Linked DNA regions of Homo sapiens: region 1 is linked to region 2. A link is a loop called in an ENCODE intact Hi-C map of the cell type or tissue named here. Cell type or tissue: heart right ventricle. All regions are shown on one strand. Each heading gives the region's core, and the rest is flanking DNA. Links, peaks and the distances in the headings are about the cores only.

Region 1 (9,967 bases), core at 1,968-9,967, 74 kb before region 2:
AGCCTGGCTCCAGCAGCCTCCCTGGCCCACGTCCTGGGCTGGTGCAGTTGGCTCCCCAGTGTCTCTGAGCATGGAAGAGGTCTCCTCTCAGGATTAGGTACAGAACTCTCCAGACTGCCCCTGCACTCCCATCCGTACAATGGCGGGGAGGGGGTGGCCGGTGATCATTATGGCCTCTTCTAGCCCTGACACTTCTCAACGCCAGCCCTCCCAGGGCCCCAGAGCCACAGAGAGAGAGAGAGAGAGGGAGCATACCTGTCTCTGCTCCCAGCCCCACTGGCTGCTGCTGAAAGGTGTGTCCGCAGGGGACTCATCTGTGCATATACTTGTCTTGCAAACACAGTCATGATGACAGCACAGTGTGGTGGGCTTTGGGATGGGGTGTCAAGTTTTCAGGTTCTGTGCCCCGGATTTCTCCCTGAATCTTAGAAACACCATCTTTAAACACCTGTCTTACAGCGTGTCTTAGTCTTATTGCATGAAACAATATGGTAGCTACTGGCCACATGTGTTTATTTAAATTAAAATGAATTAAAATCAAATAAAAGCTAAAACTCTGTTTCGCATGGTGCTGGCCGTGTTTCGGGCGCGCAGGGGCCGCGCAAGCTGGAGGCAGCTGAGCTGGGTGTGCAGGTGGGATGCATCCTACGATGGGGTGCTGGCCTCTGATTCACTTGTGCAGGGGATTTGAGTGAGTCACAGAGGGGGCGGGGCATACGTATTTCTGCTTTTTATTCCTTTTCCCTTAAAGATGGCATTGAGAGTGTTTCCTCTGATGTCAAATTATAAATGTCAAAAGCTTGGGGAAATGTTAAAAGGAAACATTTCCTGCCCCTAGTGCCTAGACAAGCCCACCATGTGTGGTCTTCCAGGGCCTCTGCCCCCAGCCTCAGGTTCCTGGATGGGCACAACCTATGGGGGTGCTGGCAGCCCAGTTGGGGGAAAGCTGGGGGCAGCCAGGTAGGATGTGTGGTCTCGGTGCAGCTCAACGAAGCCTCATAGACTGGTGGCTTCTGAATAATAGACATTTATTTTTCTCAGTTCTGGAGGCTGGAAGTCCAAGATCAGAGTGCCAGCATGGTCGGGCTCTGGGTGGGCCCTCTTCTGAGCTGCAGACAGCCGCCTTTTCCTCGCACCCTCATGTGGTAGAAAGAGCGAGGCAGCCTCTGGCCTCTTCTTACAAGGGCACTCATCCCATGATGAGGGCTCCACCTGCAAGACCTAATTCCTCCCAAAGGTCCCGCCTCCAAATCCTGTCACACTGGGGTTTAGGATATCAGCATGTGAGTCTGGGGAGGGGACACCACATTCAATCCACGGCAGTGGCCTTGGGCTAGACAATGACTTCATCGCTTTCCTGCCTTAGAGCCAGGGCAAGGAGACCTGCTGTGCAAGGTCACTGGAGGTTTAGTGCATTCGTGTTTTAGAGCCTGGGAGTACATCTGGTAACCAGCAGGTCCCCTGGTTGAATTAAAATTAAATAAAATCTAAAACTCTGTTCTGCGTGGTGCTAGCCATGTTTCGGTATGCAGGGGCCTTGCGAGCTGCAGGCAGCTGTACTGGGTGTGCAGGTGCAACGCATCCTATGACGGGGTGCTGGACTCTGATTCGCTAGATAGAGACACGTCTTCTTGTGGCCCCACCCACCTGGAAGCTCTGAATGTGACCTTGTTTGGGTGTTTCCGTATGTAATTATGGTAAAGATGGAGATGAGGTCATTGTGGATGAGGGCGGACCCCAAATGCAGTGACTGGTGTCCTCATAAGAGACTAAAAAGGACACGCAGAGACACACAGGGAAGACGGCCTGTGAAGGTGGGGGCAGAAACAGGAGCCCTGAAGCCACATACCAAAGGGCGCCTGGAGCCACCAGCAGCGGGAAGAGGCAGCCTGAGCTCCCTATACCCCTGTGAAGAGCAGGGTCCTGCTGGCACCTTCATGTCAGACTTCTGGCCCCCAGAACTGCGAGAGAATCCGTATCTGTTGTTTGAAGCCCCCATTTCAGGGAACCCTGGTGCAGGCTGTCACTCCCAGCACGCGGGGCTGTGGGGGTTGTGAGCTCACTATTGCTGCCCCTACACATGGAGGAAGGGTCAGCAGATGCTCCCCACCCCCACCACTCCTCCCCCACCCCGAGTGCCTTTTCAGAGCCCCTTTCCCGGATGCCTGGGAGACAGGTGTGTCTCTGGCGCATAGTGTGGCGGGAGTCTATTTCAGTGTGCCGGGAAGGGCTTGGCTCTGCCCCTCCCCGGGCAGAGGGTGGCAGCTGCCACGTGACCTTGTGGGAGCCCTGTGGGCCACAGAGGCTCTTCCCCGGTCCACTCCTGCCCGATCCTCCGTGGGTGCCAGGCCCAGCCACGCAGAGGGAGAGCCGCCGACCCGCTGGCCCTTTGCAAGCAGCCACGCTCCATGGGGGTGCCAGGGGGAGACACAGGTAAATCCCCAAACTGCGCTTTTGCCCAGACCATCCGGCTGGGAGCCGTGAGCTCCATGAGTCAGCTTCAGGGGACTGGGAGCTGTGAGCTCCATGAATCAGCTTCAGGGGTCTGGTGGGAAAGGACGGGTCCAGTCAAGTTGTGCCCTGCGTGAAGGTCATGAGCGCCGGCACCACGAGCGCCAGTGGGTGCAGGCTTCGGGGACACTCTCTATGGACAGCACTGTGGGGTGAGGAGGGTGACCCCATTGTACAGGTCAGCTAAGGCTGGGGACGGGAAGAGTCTGATCCAACCTCACACGGTGCTGGTATCGGAGCTGCGTCTGGACTCCAGCACCCACTGACCACAGCGTCTGGGCCTCCCTCCCTCCCTTTTCTTTTTTCCTTTAAGGTGGTGATTCTCACCCACAGGCAGCTGTGCTCCTGTGCTCCCAGGGGGACATGTGGCAATGTCTGCAGGCATTTTTTTTTTTTTTTTCTGGAGGCAGGGACTCACTCTGTCACCCAGGCTGGAGTGCAGTGGCATGAACATGGCTTACTGCAGCCTCAACCTCCTGAGCTCAAGTAATCCTCACAGCTCAGCCTCCCGGGTAGCTGAAACTAAGGTGCACGCCACCAGACCTGGCTAATTTTTAATTTTTTTAGTAGAGACGGGGTCTCACTTTGTTGCCCAGGTGGGTCTTGAACTCCCGGGTGTAAGCAGTTCTCCCATCTCAGCCTCTCAAAGTGCTGGGATTACAGGTGTGAGCCACACGCCCGGCCATCTGGAGACATTTTTGATGGTCACAGCTCAGGAGGGTGTGCCTCTGGCATCTGGCAGGAAGGGGTCAGGCCACGGCTGAGCGTCCTGTGGTGCACAGGACACCACGCAGTAGCACCTGCCTGGCCCGGTGTCCTGCTCGGGGGACAGCATGAATGCCGCAGTTCCCTGATATTAACATAAAAGACAGGGCCCATCAAGCTCCTTAGATACGAACAACCAGCAATTCCAATAGCTCCAATCCTGCGTGTTGACCAGGCGGCCTGTGGGGTGAAGGTGATGGCAAAATCTGGGGGGCTAGGGAGAGAGGAGAAAAGGGAGGCAGGGGGAGTGAGATGAGGGGAGAGGGAAGGGAGGGGAGGGAGAACAGTGGGGAGGCAGCCCAGACCCCTGGAAGCAGAGCAGGGGGTACACAGGGGAGGGGGCCTGACACAGTGCCAGGGCCTCCAGCGGCTCCCTCCTCCCCCTGAAATGTTCCCCACTCTGTGTGGGCACGAGGCCTGGTGCCCAGCAGGGCCTCATCTCTGGGCAGCCAGACCAGAGTCTTCCCTCCCTGGTGCCCTCCTTCTGGCCTGTGGGTTCTGCCCTGCACAGAGGAACTGGGACTCTTGTCCATAGCCCCCCCTCAGCGCCTCACACTCTGAAACTCCGTGGAATGTTACTGAAGGGAGCAGCCCTGGCTCAGGCAGTGACAGTGGCCCTGGAGTCCAACCCATGAAGCTTCGAGCCCTGATTCTGCCTGACCTCACCGTGGGGCTTGGAGGAGACACTGCCCTGCCCATGAGGCCCCCAGAAAAAGCGGGTTGGCTGTGTGGCTTCCCCCTCCCAGGGTGTTGTGAACCAAAAAAGGAGACATGCAGGTGTGTTCCCAAAAGCGGCGGGTCCCCCAAGGCTGCCCACGCACAGCCGAGTGTGAGTTCGCCCTCCTGCCCAGGAGGACGAGCTGGCATGGCTGGGGTGCTGGAGCATTCTGAGGACAGCCGTGGATGCCCAGAGCAGACAGCAGGTGACGATGTCCGTGTCCCAGATGGAGTTTCCATGGCAGAGGCTGGGCGGGCCTCTCCAGCTCAGCTGAGTCTGCGATGCCTTCTCAGGCCCACTGTGCTTCCACCAACTGTGGACAACTGTGCTGGACGGACCGTCACACTGATGGCAGAGCCAACCACGACCATCCCAGAAGCAGCCCCGGCACCGAGGCCCCATGCAAACCTGTGGCCATCAGCACTGCAGATCGACTGTGGTAGATGGACCAGACCGTCAACGCTGATGGCAGAGCCATCCCAGAAGCAGTCTGGCACCAAGGCCCCAGGCAAACCTGCGGCCATCAGCACTGCAGATCGCGATTCACATGCGAAGCAAGGGTATCCACAATTAAAACTAGCAGTCACATAGATGCAATTCTATTTGTGTAAAATTATTCATGTAAAATTACAGTAAAACCAAAAAACCCGTAAATCTCTTAGAAGAACACTCAGAAGCGCATCTTCATGACGGTGGATCAGGCGATGGTTTCTTAGAAAAGACACCAAAGCCCAAGCCGTCATAACAAGATATAGACGACTGGATTTCATCAAAAACCTCTGTGATGCCAAAGACATCGTGAGGAAAGTGAAAACACAACTCACAAAATAGGAGAAAATATTTGCAAATTAGCAAGCTGACACGGGACTTGTATCTCGAATATACGAATAACTCTCATCCCTCAATCCTATCAAGACAACCAAGCTGAAAAATGGGCAAAGCATCTGCATCGACATTTTTACAAAGAAGACTCCCAGAGGGAGAATCTACACATGAACCATGCCCAGCATCATTCGCCCACAGGGAACGGCACATCAGAATCCCAGTGAGACGCGATTACAGATCCGCTAGAATGGCTGGATCAAAATCGCAGGCACACCCAGAGCAGGCTGTGGGGATGCGTAGAAATCAGAACCCGGTGTGGAAAATAGTCTGACTGTTCCTTGAAAGGTGGCACACAGAGTGACCACAGGACCCAGCAACTCCACTCCTGGGTATCTACCCAAAAAGCATGCAAACCTATGTCCACACGAATATTCACACTCGAATGTTCATAGCCGTGTTATTCACAATCACCAAAAAGTAGACACAGCCCCAAAGTTCATCCACTGACTAATGGATGAGCCAAATAGGGTCTGTCTGTACAACGGAATATTTCTCAGCCATCAAAAGGAAAGAGGCACTGACGCCCACCACACCACGGACACTCCCTGAAAACATGACGCCGAGTGAAAGAAGCCAGTCGCGAAGGACCACGCAGTGTGGGATTCCGTTCGCATGAAATGCCCAGAGCAGGCAAATCCACAGAGACAGACCAGTTGTTACCAGGGGCTGCGGAGGGAAAACGGGAGTGACAGTAAAGGATGCAGCATTTCTTTTTGGGGTGATGGAAATTTTCTAAAATGGATTATGGTGATCAGCACGCAGCTCTGTGAAATACCAAAAGCCATTGAGTGTGCATTCCAAACAGGCAAATTGTACGGCTATGTGAATTATATCTCAATGAAGTTATGATTTTCAGATGTGTGCACCGAGCACTTCTGCAGAGCTGGCTAGGCTCTGTGGAGGTGCTGAGAATATTGTTTCTGAAAGCACATCGAGGTGCTGCCTTATGAGAAGATAGATGAATTATTCTAGGTTGTGATGTCATATCATATGTCCCAGGTGTGTGAGAGTGTGTGGTTTTTGTTTGTGGCCTACAGAAGCACATGGTAGAGCAGCCGCTGAGCTGTTAAGAGTGGTCGTCTCAGTAAAAGGGAAGCAGGGGATTTTAAATTTTCCTTCATCTTTGATGTACTGTTTGGGTTTCTAGCCATGAGTAGCATTCCTTAGGTCATCAAAATGAAGTTATTTTTGTCATTGAACCCAAAGGAACCGTGTCTCCAGAGGTTAGCAAGGATCCCAGGCAGGGCTCCCACCCCGTGCCACCTCCTGCCCCTCCTCTTGGCCTGTCCGGGTGGAGCCAGGACCTTGTCACCCCAGTTGGGCTGTGTGACCCAATGCCGGCACACCCCTGCCTGCCCATGTGTAGACCCACAGGCTTTGGTGTGTGAGCCGGACCCTGTCAGTACAAGGATGACGCCCCCAGGAGACCCGCTTTAAGGCAGGGGCTGGCTGCCTCTGTCATGCAGGTGGTTAGTGAATGTCACAGAGCCTCTGCAGCCAGTTTCCCCTGCCTGGCCTGGCTTTCCCTGGGCTCCAGGCCAGCCATCCCGACGACCAGTTTTAATTAGACATGCCGGAAATGCTTCCCTCACACCAGCCTCCCTTGAATCAGCAGATCAGGAGAACATGAGAAGGGTCAGGAATTTGAGGGGGAGACGGGAGGGCAGACAGGCAGAAAACCAGTTCCCTGACATAGAGGCCCAGGCTCCAGGCCCCACCCTGCCAGTTGAAGGCTGTGTGATCTAGACAGGTTACTGAGCATCTCTGAGATGGGGTTCCCTTGCCTGCAGCCTGAGGGTGACAACGCCTCTCATGCCAGTTGGAGATGGGGCTGGTGCTGTTGTGCCCACACCATGCCTGCACAGGGGAGGGCCAGGCAGGGATTAGAGACCCCAAGTAAGGGGCACCAGCTGCCAGGGAAGAATGCTCTGAGGACCGCAATTAGGATTAAGGAGTCCAGACCCGGGCAAAGAGGTCTTCCTCCAGCAGTGCTGGGACACAGTGCTGGGCTTTGAGGGCATTAACCACGCACAGGGGACTGCTTCATGCCAGGAAGAGCAGCAGCAGATAGGAAGGAGGCTTGCAGAGTGGGAACGCCAGGGGAGGCAGGCACGACCTCCGGGAAGACGTCCCACACTGGTCAGGTCCCAGACAGATTTGCCACCCCTAGGGCTGGTTCGCCCCTCACCCCTCTCCCTCTCCCATCCCCTCATCCACGCGGTGGGGCATGGTGGAAAAGGCCAGGGTCAGAGAGGCCTGGGTCCCAGTGGCCTGGGGAGGTGCATTCCTGCTTGGAACCTCTGTTTGCCCATCCGTAAATGGTGAAGAGAGGACAGGTCCCAGCTGTGCAGGATGAAAAGAACTAAAGTGGCAAGTGGACTAAAGTGGCAAGTACCATGTAGGGTCTGACAGTGGATGGTGTTAAGAAGTGAATGTTCATGTTCCCCTAGCATTCACACTTGGAAGCCCAAACCCCCAGGGTGACGCTATTTGGAGGAGGGGCCTTGGGGAGGTGATGGGGTTTAGATGAGGTCGTGAGGGTGGGGTCCTCATGATGGGACTCCTGCCCAGAGCGCGCTCTCTGCCTTGTGAGGACACAGTAAGAAGGCGGCTGTCTGCAAGCCAGGAAGGGAGCCCTCACCAGGGACCGAGCATGCTGCTGCCCTAATATCAGACTCTTAGGCTCCAGAACTGTGGGAGATAAGTGTCAGTCTTTTAAGCCACCACATCTGGTATTGTTCTGGCAGCCCACATGGACCAGGACAGAGGGTGTCCCCTGGGAAATGGAGGATGGGAGCCGAGGACAAAGTGGGGGACCTCTCCAGCTCTCTGTGGCCATCCTTACCAGGCCATTCGGATATGATGGAGATGCACAGGGGGCAGCGAGACTCCCCATCCAGGCTGGTGTGGTGTCTCCAGGTCAAGGCTGTGGCCCCATCTTCAAAGGCCTGGGGAGGAGTGGGTTGCAGCTGAGGTGTGGCCAGTATATGCTTGGGGGCATATTGTCAGGTCCCCTAGCCTGCCAGGTCCCTGCACTGGGGACATGTACCACAGCAGCTGCCTGGAGAGAGAGTGGGGTCCCTGGTGGGACTAGCTCAGCCCCTCAGCTCCTCCCAGAGAGGGAGTTGAGAGCTGGCTTGAGGTCTGGGCAGGTCTGGGTCCGGTGCCCAACTGTGTGGTTTTGCCATTTGCAGCTCTGTGACCTGGGTTGTGGGTGGAGGTGCTGAGTGCAGTCCCTGGTGTTTGCCTGGACACAGGAACTGAAAGATGATGTGACATGGGTTATTCATCATCACCCCCCCATCCACTGGACAGTGCCCTGCAGTCACTCAGCGCATTTCCTGTTTCCTATTAGATTTGAGAAATATTCACTGGGCATCTGCTGTACGCTGAAGGCCTAGAGGAGGTCACCTGTTGGACCAGCGTGGCCACTCTGGCTCAAGGCAATGAGACCCTGGGGGACAAGCCCTGGGCTGGGAGCCTGCAGACCCGAGCCTTGGTGTTGGCCTGGCCACAGACTTGCTGCGTGACCTGGGCTGGGCCGCCCTGTCTGCCTCTGTGTGGGGGGTGGCAGGGGAGTCAGTGTACATGCTCTGAGCCCTGACCCTCCGGGACACCTCCCATGAGCTCCTCAGATGCTCCTCGCTCTGGAACGGCTGCACTCTTCTGGTGATGGAATAACACCCTCCAGGAATGTGGGTGCCGGGGGCGCCTGGGCCAGCGACTGGAGGCCTGGAGAGTCCTGGAAGCAGCAGGAGCTGGGCTGGCGTCTGCCCGGAGCCCACAGCCAGCCTGAGCGGGGGTGGCTGCCCAGTACCGTCTCTCCCAGCTCTGCCCCTGGAAGGAAGCCCCCACCTGACACTCACACAAACTCCTGCCAGCCCCGTGTGGTCACCGTCACATCACCGTTCTCCAAAAGCCCAGCCTTGGGTAGGATCAGTGTCCCACTTTGCAGATGGAAAACAGGCTCGGGGAAGTGACCAGGGAGCCAGCCAGTCCCCAGCTGGGCTCTGAGGCCAGCTCTGGCTCTTCCCACCTGCAGGGATGGCGTGTGGACAGGCCCCCACTTACCATGATTGGACTATCGTTTTTTGATTTTATAATGTTGCAAAAACAATATGCATTCAGTAGAAACCATACTTTGAATTTTGAATTTCGATCTTTCTCTGAGCTAGCAATCTGCGGTACAGTACTCTTACGTGAGACGGTCAACATTGTATTATAAAACAGGCTTTGCGTTAGATGTGTGTGCCCAGCTGTAGGCTGGCGTAGGTGTTCTGAGCATGTTTCCGGTAGGCTGGGCTGAGCTGTGATGGTCGCTAGGTTAGGTGAAGTCAGTGAAGTCTCAACTTAGTGATGTCACGAGCTTGCCCCGGGTTCATCAGGACGGACCTGCACTGTAAGCTGAGAAGTGCTCCTGCTGGTTTCCCATGCTCCCACGACAGAGCACACAGATGGGGGCTGGACTGGCAGATGTGCATCCTCCCACAGTTCTGGAGGCCAGAAGTCCCAGATCAAGGTGCGGGCAGGGCTGGCTCCTTCTGAGGCTGCAAGGAAGGACCCGTCCCAGGGCCCCTCTCCTGGCATCTAAGTCGCCATCTTCTCCCGCGTCTTCATGTTGGGTTCCCTCTGGTTTCCCATGCTGCCACGACAAAACACACAGACGGGGGATTGTCTGGGGTTGTCTCTGTGTCCACATTTCCCCTTTTTCTGACACCAGTCAGACTGGATGAGGACCCACCCTCCAGATCACCTTGCTTTACCATAACGACACCTTTGAAGGCCCCGTCTCCGAACACAGTCACTTGCCGAGGTCCGGGGGTTAGGACTTCAACGTGGGCATCTGGGGGTCCCGGTTCAGCCCACAGAGATGGCTCGAGCTCCCCGCTGGCACCGCTCTTGCTTCCTGCCACGTCCTCTTCTGGGAGGAAGGGGCAGCGTGGCCGCTGGGCTGTTTTTCTCTTCCTGCCTCCCAGAGGAGAGGCTCCTCTCAGGCTCTGGGGGCCGCCAGGGACCCTGCCGCCCGACGTCTGTGCCTGTCGCTCTGTGAACAGAGCCTATTTGTGGCCAAGAGTGACTTTGTCCTCA
Region 2 (9,958 bases), core at 1,959-9,958:
GCCAACAAAAAGTGGGTGAGAGATTAGAAATGATTTTAATTTCATTTACATTTTTTAAGGTTTCTATAATTTTTAATAAGAGACATCTGTTACTTTTTTTTTTTTTTTTTTTTTTTTTTTGAGACAGAGTCTTGCTCTGTTACCCAGGCTGGAATGCAATGGTGCAATCTCAGCTCACTGCAACCTCTGCCTCCCAAGTTCAAGCGATTCTCCTGCCTCAGCCTCCTGAGTAGCTGGGACTACAGGTAGCCACCACAATGCCTGGCTAATTTTTCTATTTTTGATAGAGATGGGGTTTCACCATGTTGGCCAGGCTGGTCTTAAACTCCTGACCTCGAGTGATCCACCCACCTTGGCCTCCTGAAGTGCTGGGATTACAGGCGTGAGCCACCGCGCCCAGCCCTATTACTTTTATGGTCATAATTTATTTTTAATTTATAAACAAGAAATGTTTTCTATGCACTCACACACACATGTAGTCCAATCACCATCTCTCAGAGCTTCGAGTTGCTGCTATGTCCCTAGAAACGAGCCGCCATGAAATCCACATGACCCAGAGGGCTTTGCAGGCAGGAGATGGGATAAGTTCCCTCATTGCACACACACTTTTCAGCCCCTACCATGTGCTAGCCTGTGTGGCTTTTTTGTGGGATACACAAGTCAGCCACAGCCCTCACCTTCGTGGGAGCAAAGGGTGAGAGATGGAGACACAGCCATGCACCTAGCAGAGGGTGTGTGAGTGCAGTGCCAGCCCATCACAGGGAGTGGCGGGTCAGGCTGGATGTGTGAGTGCAGTGCCAGCCCCTCGCAGGGAGTGGCGGGTCAGGCTGGGTGTGTGAGTGCAGTGCCAGCCCATCGCAGGGGGCAGCAGGTCAGGCTGGGTGTGTGAGCACAGTGCCAGCCCATCACAGGGAGCGGCAGGTCAGGCTGAGGTTCAGGGAGGCCCCAGGAGGAGCAAGTGCCCCAGATCCTGAAGGATGGGAAGGTGGGCAGAGAGAGTTGACATTCACTGAGTCCCCCATGCACAAGAAGGATCGCACTAATGCAACTAACATTTGTATGCAGCAACTCACAAAGCACTTTTCTGATACTTTATTACCTCTGCTTGATTTTATTAAATTCACCCAGTGACCTGACAAGGTAGAATTCTTATTAGCTCTATTCTTAGGTGGAAAAAAAAAAAACAAAAACAAAGACTTGGGGTAGTTTGAGGTTGAATTAGTAGAGACCAGAGTGCCAGGGATGCTGGGGGCACTTGGTGCCGGGTGGCCTTGTTATGTTGATGGTAGTGGCTGTTGACATGGGTGACTGGGCAGAACTGACAGCTAGAGAAACTGAGACACAAGAAGCCACAGAGACTGAGTAAATTAGTAACAGGGTGGGGCTGGTGTTTGAGCCTTGTGCCCAGCTCCCACCGAACACACCTGTTCTTCACCCCATACCCTAAGGAGCAGGCCCACTTCCCAGCTGAGGTTCTCTCTTCCTACCTCTCAGCTTAGAGCCCTGCCCTGCAAGTCCTCCTCCCCAAGGCTGGCTCCCACCCAGGTTGCAGCACCAGCTGTCTCTGCAGGTGGGCCCAGCCATTGCCCTCAACATGCAGGCAGCCAATCCTACATCCTAGGCAGGGACTTGAAACCCCTTCAAATACCCCCTCCTCAGAGAAGAATCTTCCAGCTGCCCCCCAGGTTCCTCAAGACCCTATGCCTCCTCCTGTGGGAGCAGTTAGTGCACAGCAGCCATTTCCCTGTTTGTTTGCTGCCTCCGTCCCACAACTGGGCTGTGAGCCCCTGAGGGGCGGGGACTGTGATCTGGGTACCCCCTGCCCGGCACTAACTCCAGCACAGAGAGGATGCTCAGGGCCGCTTGGAGGGTGGAGTCCGAGTGCACGTCTGTGCATGGACCAGCTCCCTCCTCTGCGTTTCCACACAGGCCCCTGCAACATGGGAAATAACTCTAATCATTTCCCTCTTGGGAATTTGTCAACAGGTTCCTCCATCTGGCATCCGGCGTGTCGACAAGCAGCCAGAACTGAAGACAGAAACAAGGTTGGTGGCATTCACTGGTGTCTCTGATGTACCCTTCACTGCTCCTGCACCATCTTTGTACAGTTAAGAGGACACTGACCAGATTCTACAGGCTCATTGTCCAGTCCCACGGGCTGCAGGATGGGGGCAGCCAGGCTTAGGAGGTGGGGAGGGTAAACAAGTAGACTGGTGAGCAATAATACAGATGGAACAAGGGCATCTTTGTTTTCTGTTGATATCACAGAATACCACAGGCAAGGTAATCTACGTAAAAAGAAGTTAATTCAGCTCATGGTTCTGGAGGTGGGGAAATCCAGGAGCAGGGTGCGGCATCTGATGAGAGCCGTCCCGTGGCAGGACGGGGAGAGAAGGCGGGAACTCATGAACAAAGAGGAAAAAGGGGCCAAACTCCCGAGATAACTAACCCACTCCCACAGTAATGGCATCAGTCCATTCAGGAAGGCAGAGCCCTCATGAACAGTCACTTCCCAAACGCCCCACCTCCAACACTGTCACAAAGGACACCAAGTTTCCAACACACAAATTTTGGAGTGTACATAGCAAAGAGGCATCTAAGAGCCTTTGTGGACTGGCCTGCTGAGCTTTTCTCTCATTTGGTGAACTCCAATGGCTGTGAAAATTTGAGAACAACTACAGTGTTAGGGGGCCCAAACAGTCCCCAAGACCCCCCTCATGTCTGTGAACCCCGAAAATCCCAGACAGGTCTCAGTTAATTTAGAAAGTTTATTTTGCCAAGATTAAGGATGTGCACCCGTGACACAGCCTCAGGAGGTCCTGGTGATATGTGTGCAAGGTGGTCAGAGCACAGTTTGGTTTTATACATTTTAGGCAGACATGAGACATCAATCAACATATGCAAGATGAACATTGGTTCAGTCTGGAAAGGCGGGAAAACTTGAAGCAAAGGCAGGATGACTCAAAGCGTGGAGGGGGCTTCCAGGTCATGGGTAGATAGGAGACAAGTGATTGCATTCTTTTGAGTTCTGAAAGGAGGCAATCAGATCTGCACTTATCTCAGTGAGCAGAGGGGTGACTTTGAATAGAATGGGAGGCAGGTTGGCCCCAAGCAGTTTCCAGCTGGACTTTTCCCTTTAGCTTAGTGATTTGGGGCAGTCCCCATCTGGCTGGTGGTCTGTGACCCAAGGGTGGTCTATGGCCCCATCTGGCTGGTGGTCCAGGACCTGAGGACACCCCTAAGGCCCACAGGCCAGGCCATGTCCTCATCCTGCTGCGGATCTCAGCAACCCCTGGCCTCCCACTTACTCTCGAATGTGGGGTATCCCGTAGACCTCATCCATTCCACCAAGCAGGCTACCTTGGGGGTCCTGAGTGACTCTGATGTCCTGTAGCGGCAAGTCTGGGCTCTTGTTTGAGCAGCTGTGCCTGCAGGGAACAAAGTGGGGCATTCAGAGTGTCTGATGGGGTTCAGGACAGCATTCCGATGCAGGCCCGTCTGAGCGAAGCTGCAGGATGCCCAGCATCTGGACCCTTCCTGGAAGGCCAGCTCCCCTGCTGGCCAGCAGAGCAGGCAGGGCTGGAGGCCTGCACGGGGGCAGGCAGGGGCCCTGGCTTCCCACCTGTGTCCCTGATGCTCTCCTAGCAGCTCTGCTTTTGGCAGGGGAGGGGGTCCCAGGGGAAGTCTGCCCTTTTCTGCCTTCCACAGTGGCAGAAGAGTCACGCGATGAAATCCCGCTGTGAGCTTGGCCAGGATCGCAGCAGCTAGCTGGCACATTGTGAATTTTGTTGTCCTCTCAAATAGCTGCTGCAGTCCATGATTCATTCTACAAGCTACCCTGAGGCTGCGCTGGGTCTCAGGGATGAGCAAGGCAGCAGCCCTTCCCTCAGCAAGCCACAGTGTGTGACTCCGAAGTGACCACAGGGCCCGCACCATTTGTGAGATCCTTCCATGCCCACCAAAGGCCTGTGGAAGGGACCTGAGTGAGGGAGCCTCTCACGCCAAGGCCACCAGACCACACTGTGGCTTGCATGTGTGCATGGGAACACCACCCTGTCTCCTGATGATGTGGCTCCGATGAGTGGAGAAACACCAGGGTCTTCATCTCTAGTAGAATTAGAAAAAACAACGCGGACACACGTGGTGTAGTCTTAAAGAGCGGAGAGTTTAATAGGCAAGAAAGAAGAAAGGCAGAAGGAAGAAGCTCCCTGGTAGAGAGAAAGAGGGAGGGGGGGCTCCAAAGCCAAGACAGGGAACCCCAAGTGGGGTGGATACCAGTCAGGTATATACACGGGCTCGAGGTGGCAGTGTCTGATTTGCATAGGGCTTAGGCGATTGGTTTGACCAGGCGTGTCATTCACATAGCCCATGGAAAAGCTGGCCCTCCCACCCTAGTCTTTTAATATGCAAATGCAGGGCGCCCTGATGTTCCACATACATGTGGATATGTGGGGGTGGCCATGGTGCCAGGGACATGTGGGGCAAGGGCAAGAAGGCCACAGGAATCGCCATGTTTGGGTGGACCCAGTTTCTAGTGGCCTGCATTTGCATATCAAACGGTGCCTGCCTGGTTCTAAGAGCTGCTTTGAAAACGAAAACTGCCCAAGGACCCCTTTTCCTTTCTATCTGCCTAAAATAATTTCTTTTCTTTTCTTTTTTTTTTTTTTTTTGAGATGGAATCTCGCTCTGTCTTCAGGCTGGAGTGCAGTGGCCAGTGGCGTGATCTCAGCTCACTGCAACCTCTGCTTCCCAGATTCAAGCTATTCTTCAGCCGCAGCCTCCCAAGTAGCTGGGACTACAGCCACGCACCACCACGTCCAGCTAATTTTTGTATTTTCTTTTTTTTTTAGTAGAGACAGGGTTTCATTATGTTGACCAGGATGGTCTCAATCTCTTGACCTCGGGATCCGCCCGCCTCGGCCTCCCAAAGTGCTGGGATTACAGGCGTGAGCTACCACGCCCGGCCCCTAAAATAATTTCTTAATAACTCCTACCACACTGAAACCGACCAGGGCTAGAAAAGGGAGCTCCGCGGCCACAGCCAGGTCCCCGCAAGGGCGGGGTGGGGGGTGGCTGGCGACAGCTCCCGGGTTCTGACCCCTACTGTGGAGCGGCCATGAGACCTGCAGGAGGCCTGACTGGCCAGGCGGCAGCAACAGCTTCACTGTCCCCACTGATGCCAGCCCGTGCTGACCTCCGGGTCACTGGCCTAGCGGGCAGGGGTCACTTAACCACCGGATGCTGCCAGCAGAGGAGGAAGGAGTCCTTGTGCTCGGGGGCCTGTGCAGGCGTCCTTGTTTCCTGGGCTCTGTTTGAAGTTGCTTTTGAAGCAGTTATTTTTAACAGAGGGCTAGTTGGCCTCTGGCCAACACAGGGAGGAGGCGGCGCAGGCTGAGAGCGGCTGGCCTCTTAGCGCCGAGTCCAGGGACTGGCGTGGCTCCCGGCCTAATGGTTCTCATACACATCTCGGTCCCCTTGGAGCTAACTGTCCGGAGGGCCTGGCGCTTCCTGGCCTGGGGGTGGGAGGGAGAGCCCTCCTGCTCTGTTTTGTTCCGTCAGGTGCAAGCCAGTTAAGGAGAGAATATGCAGAAGGCAGGCAGACCTGGCCGGCTCCCGGCAGCATCAACCTCACTTGTTTTTGGAAACCCGACACCCAGGTGGAAGTAGCTTCTCAGTGCTACCTGCTAGTCAAGAGGAGAAATGACTCCCGGTCCTAGCCCCTCTGTGCCAGCTCCTGGGGGACTCCAGGACCCTCACAGGAGCCAGTCCATCCCTGCCTCAGGGTTGCTCTTCAGCAAGAGGCCAACCCCTGAGCACCTGGCCCCAGGAAAGGTTGCAGTAGGGAGGAGGGAGCACTCACTATTCTCTGCAGCCTGGAAGGTGGCCCTGATCGCATGGCTGCCCCTTCTGCACCATGGGGATGGGAGCTCTCCCAGGACAAGGACCTGTCCACGGAAAGAGTGAAACTGTAAAATACTGGAAGAGATTCATTCTGAGTCAAATATGAGTGACCATGACACAGCCCTCATGTGACCCTGAGAACAGGCGCCCAAGGTGTTGGGGTGCAGCTTGATTTTATACATGTCAGGAAGACACGAGACATCAATCAGAATACATGTAAGATTGACATTGGTTTGGTCGAGAAAGTGGGACAACTCAAAGCAGGAGCTTCCAAGTTATAGGTAGATTTTAAAACATTCTGACTGGCCGTGCGCAGTGGCTCACACCTGTAATCCTAGCACCTTGGGAGGCTGAGGTTGGTGGATCATTTGAGGTCAGGAGTTCGAGACCAGCCTGGCCAACATGGTGAAACCCGCTCTCTACCAAAAATACAAAACTTAGCCAGGCATGGTGGCACTTGCCTGTAATCTCATCTATTCAGGTGGCTGAGGCACGAGAATCGCTTGAGACGGGAGGCAGAGGTTGCAGTGAGTCAAGATCATGGCACTGCACTCCAGCCTGGGCAACAGAGTGAGACCCTGTCTCAAAAAAAATAAAATAAAATGTTCTGATTGGCAGTTGGTTGAAAGAGTTAATATCTGTAGAAAGGAATGTCTCTGTGGAGTGTAAGGTTTTGTCATGCAAATGAAGCTGCCAGGTAGCAGGCTTCAGAGAGAATAGACTGTAAATGTTTCTCATCAGACTTAAGGTCTGCGTTGATGTTAAATGCTGGTGAGCTTTTCCTGAATTCCAAAGGGAGGCGGGCATAGTGAGGCATGTCTGACCCCCGCTTCCCATCATGGCCTGAACCAGTCTTTCAGGTTAACTTTGGCATGCCCTGGCCAAGTGGATAGAGTCCATTGAGATGGCTGGGGAGCCCCAGCATTTAATTTTTGGTTTACAGACAGCATGTCAGACGTCCCTGGCATCTGGCCAGGGTGCTCAGCGGAGGTGAGAAGGATGTGGTCCTAGCTGCCCTGTCCCCAGTGCAAATGCCCCCGCCTCAGGCGTTTGATCATATGGTCACTCAACACACAAGCCACGAAGCACCTACTGTGTGTGCTCTGGGATTGAGCACTGTGAACATAGAGGTGAATAAGACCTGAGGGGTCCCTGCCCACAAGGAGCCCCCTGTCTGGTGGGGGAGACAAACGTGGATGGGCAGCCTCCGATGTGCAGGATGCTCAGAGGCGCCGTGACCGAGAGGGGCCCGGGCCCAGCTGGCAGTGGTCACAGGCGGCTTCCTGGAGCTGCGGCTGATGGTCCAGTCTGGTTCTGGCTCTGGGTGGTGTGTCTGAGGAACCAGTGATCTTCAGGGGACTGAATGTGGGTTTCAGGACCTTGGGGTGAGAAGGGGGTGGCCCTGTGCCTGTGGGTAGCCCAAGGTAAGCCCCGAGAACGGTGAAGGTGGCCACAGGGACAGCTCAGCTCAGAGGGGTCCCTGCTCTGGCCAGGGGCTGGGTGACTTCAGTGGAGGGAGCCTGGACTGGCCGGGCTGGTCCTGTAGGTTGTGGGTTTCCAAGGTGGGTCTCCTTTGGAAAAGTTAAGACTGAGGCCTCAGTGGTGGCTACTGTGGGTGGGAGTCCAGGAGGAAGCTGGAGACTGTTGGGGCCATTGAGGAACGAGGAAACAGGCTTGTGGAGACCAAACGCGGGGCCGTTCCGGCTGAATGGGAGCGAGACGGTCCCGGCAATTCTCCACGGTGGCCAAGGGCGGTAGAGCGAGGCTTGGCATTGGAGTTCTGCTCTGCCTCCTCCCAGCTGTGTGACCTGGTGCAAGTCACTAGCCCTCTCTGAGCCTCAGCCCCTCAGCTTTCACATGGAGATGAGAGGGGTCAGACCATGTGACCGTAATGGCAGGCCTCCCCAGTGACTGTTGAAGGACAGCTGCCTCCCTGGGGCCAGGCAAAGCCGGTGGGGATTGGAGCCAGGTGAGCTCCCAGCCCTTCCATTTCTGTGGGTCTGAACAAGGCGCTTGTACTGGGGCCTGGGAGAACATATGGATATTGAGTTCCATTGCCAAGCACCTTTGTGCGATTGGAGTTGGGTAGGGAGAAAGTCAGAAAAAGCTCCAGCCTCCTCCCACTGGGGAAAATCAGGCCTACTCAGCTCCCTTCTGACTCATCCCCACCCATCGCAGAGCTGGGGACTGAGCCCAGAGAAGGGAATGAGGACAATGACCTGGCTGCCCCGCCTAGACCCCCTCAAACATGCAGAGAGCAAACCTGGCCCCTGGCCCCGTGCTGAAACCAGCCAACGCTCCCTCCCTCCCATATGTACCAAGGCACAGTTGGAGGCTGTGAAACATTCCTCGGGAGCCTGGGAGACTTTCCTGTGCTGCTGTTGGTGTGCTCGGCTTCAGAGAATCTTTCTTCTAAAACACCCAATGTTCATCTGCTTTGCAGAGGAGAGGGTTCTCTGTCAAGGTCATCTCCTGAGCCCACCTTGAGCTGAAATAATAGTGGGGAGAATTTTTCAGTGCTAAGCACCTCACGTGCCTCATCCCTGATCTAATCCTCAGAAACGGTAAGCCCGTTCAGGGAGCTGTTGCCGGGGGATGGACGAGGATGCTGAGACTCAAAGGGTGTTTCAATGTATTCATATAAAATGTATGCAGCCATCATTTTGGCCAGTAAAACATTCGACCTGGCCCAGGAACAGTGGGAACAGCAGATCCTATGTCACATACCTCAGAACTAGCTGTCTACTTTGCAAACAGCAGGTGGTATTGGGCCATCGTGGGCATGACTGAGGACCCAGCCCCTGCCAGCCTGCAGAAATCCGTGGTCCCAGGAGGCAGGCAGACCCCAGAGTTGATGCCCACCTGGTGTGTTGCACCAGGGCTGAGGGAAGCCCAAGGAAGCTGGGCAGGCCTCATAGAGGAGGAAGAGGAGGAGGAGGAGAAAGAGGAGGAGGAGGAGGAGGAGGAGGAGGAAGAGGCGGTGGCAGCGGCAGTTGCCAAGCTTAGGATATAAGGAGACACGGGGCATGGAGAGGACCTGGGCCGGTGGAGCGGAGGCGAGTGCAGAGGTGGCGGACAGGTGGTGGAGTGTCATGCCCACTCCCTCCTCTCCTTCCTTTCTAGATACAGAATCAAGTTTGCACTCAGGGTTGCCCAGGCGCCACCCACATGCCGCACAGGGTTGTCCTCCTGCTGCTGCACGTGGCCCCACATCCGGCGCTGATGTTGCCCATCCTCGCTGGTGTGCGCTGAGTGTAGGAGGTGCTGACTGTCACCCACGCCAGCCGCTGCACGATGCCCAGCCTGAGTCAGGCAGCTGGGGCTTCCCCGATAAAGGCACCCGGCCTGGGTGGCCTGCACAGCAGAAACCCACCTTCCCACAGCTCTGGAGCCCAAAAGGCCAAGATCACGGGGTTAGCTGGGGTGGTTTCTCCCTCGTTGGCTCGTAGATGCTGCCTTCTCCCTGTGCCTCCACATGGACTCCCTGTGTGTGTCTGTGTCCTGATCCCTGCTCGTAGAAACCCCAGGCATAACAGATTAGGGCCCATCCTAGTGACCTTTTAAAAACCCTGTCTCCAAATACAGCCACATTCTGAGGTCCTGGGGGTTAGGATTCAACCTACGAATGTGGACACAGATCAGCCCATCCACTGTGGTGCCTCCTGGGCTGCAGGCACCGCTGCATGGATGGGCCCCTGAAATGGGCAGGACAGAATTGTTGGGGGTGGCAAGAAAAGGGTCTACTCAGAAAATGAGAGGAGGGAGCTGCAGTGGGGGCTGTGGTCGGGGTGGGAAACCATCGAAGCAGCAGAGGACGTGGGGGCCGTGGGGAGAGTGAGGGCTGAGCTCTTGGCTGCTGAGGGCTGGGGAGGCCTCTGTGGATATGGGCTTCTTTTGGACAGGGTGAATAGGAGGCGTGGGGAAGGCCAGGCAGGTGGCCCAGGAGTGAGGGCTGAACCAGGAGAGGGGTGTGCAGCTCCAGTGAGAGCTGAACCAGGAGAGGCCCCTGCCCTGCAGGTGGGGAGGGACAGCAGGTGCAGCCAGAGGTGTGGGGACC

The links. Hi-C counts contacts between places; a loop is a spot of excess contacts. Peaks named below come from ENCODE experiments on the same cell type or tissue, not always from the same donor. Only the 100,000 strongest peaks of a DNase experiment are listed, where the experiment ranks them.
Region 1: it touches region 2 in a loop (1.9-fold over the local background); 2 of 110 quality-filtered maps call a loop at or near these places.

The regions. Positions count from the first base shown.
Region 1 is chr4:8,120,013-8,129,979 of GRCh38, reverse strand. All of the region lies in intron 1 of ABLIM2 (actin binding LIM protein family member 2), which reads left to right. Among named protein-coding and RNA genes, the nearest start is that of ABLIM2, 34 kb to the left of the region's middle. RefSeq lists an enhancer at 3,137-3,761. In heart right ventricle, for the core only: no CTCF peak of the experiment used is centred there; a DNase peak (open chromatin) is centred at 6,467; H3K27ac peaks cover 912 bases.
Region 2 is chr4:8,046,275-8,056,232 of GRCh38, reverse strand. ABLIM2 (actin binding LIM protein family member 2) reads left to right here. Exons shown (of 21, transcript NM_001130083.2): 8 at 1,987-2,045. Among named protein-coding and RNA genes, the nearest start is that of MIR95, 46 kb to the right of the region's middle. RefSeq lists an enhancer at 6,388-6,999. In heart right ventricle, for the core only: no CTCF peak of the experiment used is centred there; a DNase peak (open chromatin) is centred at 5,362; H3K27ac peaks cover 1,538 bases.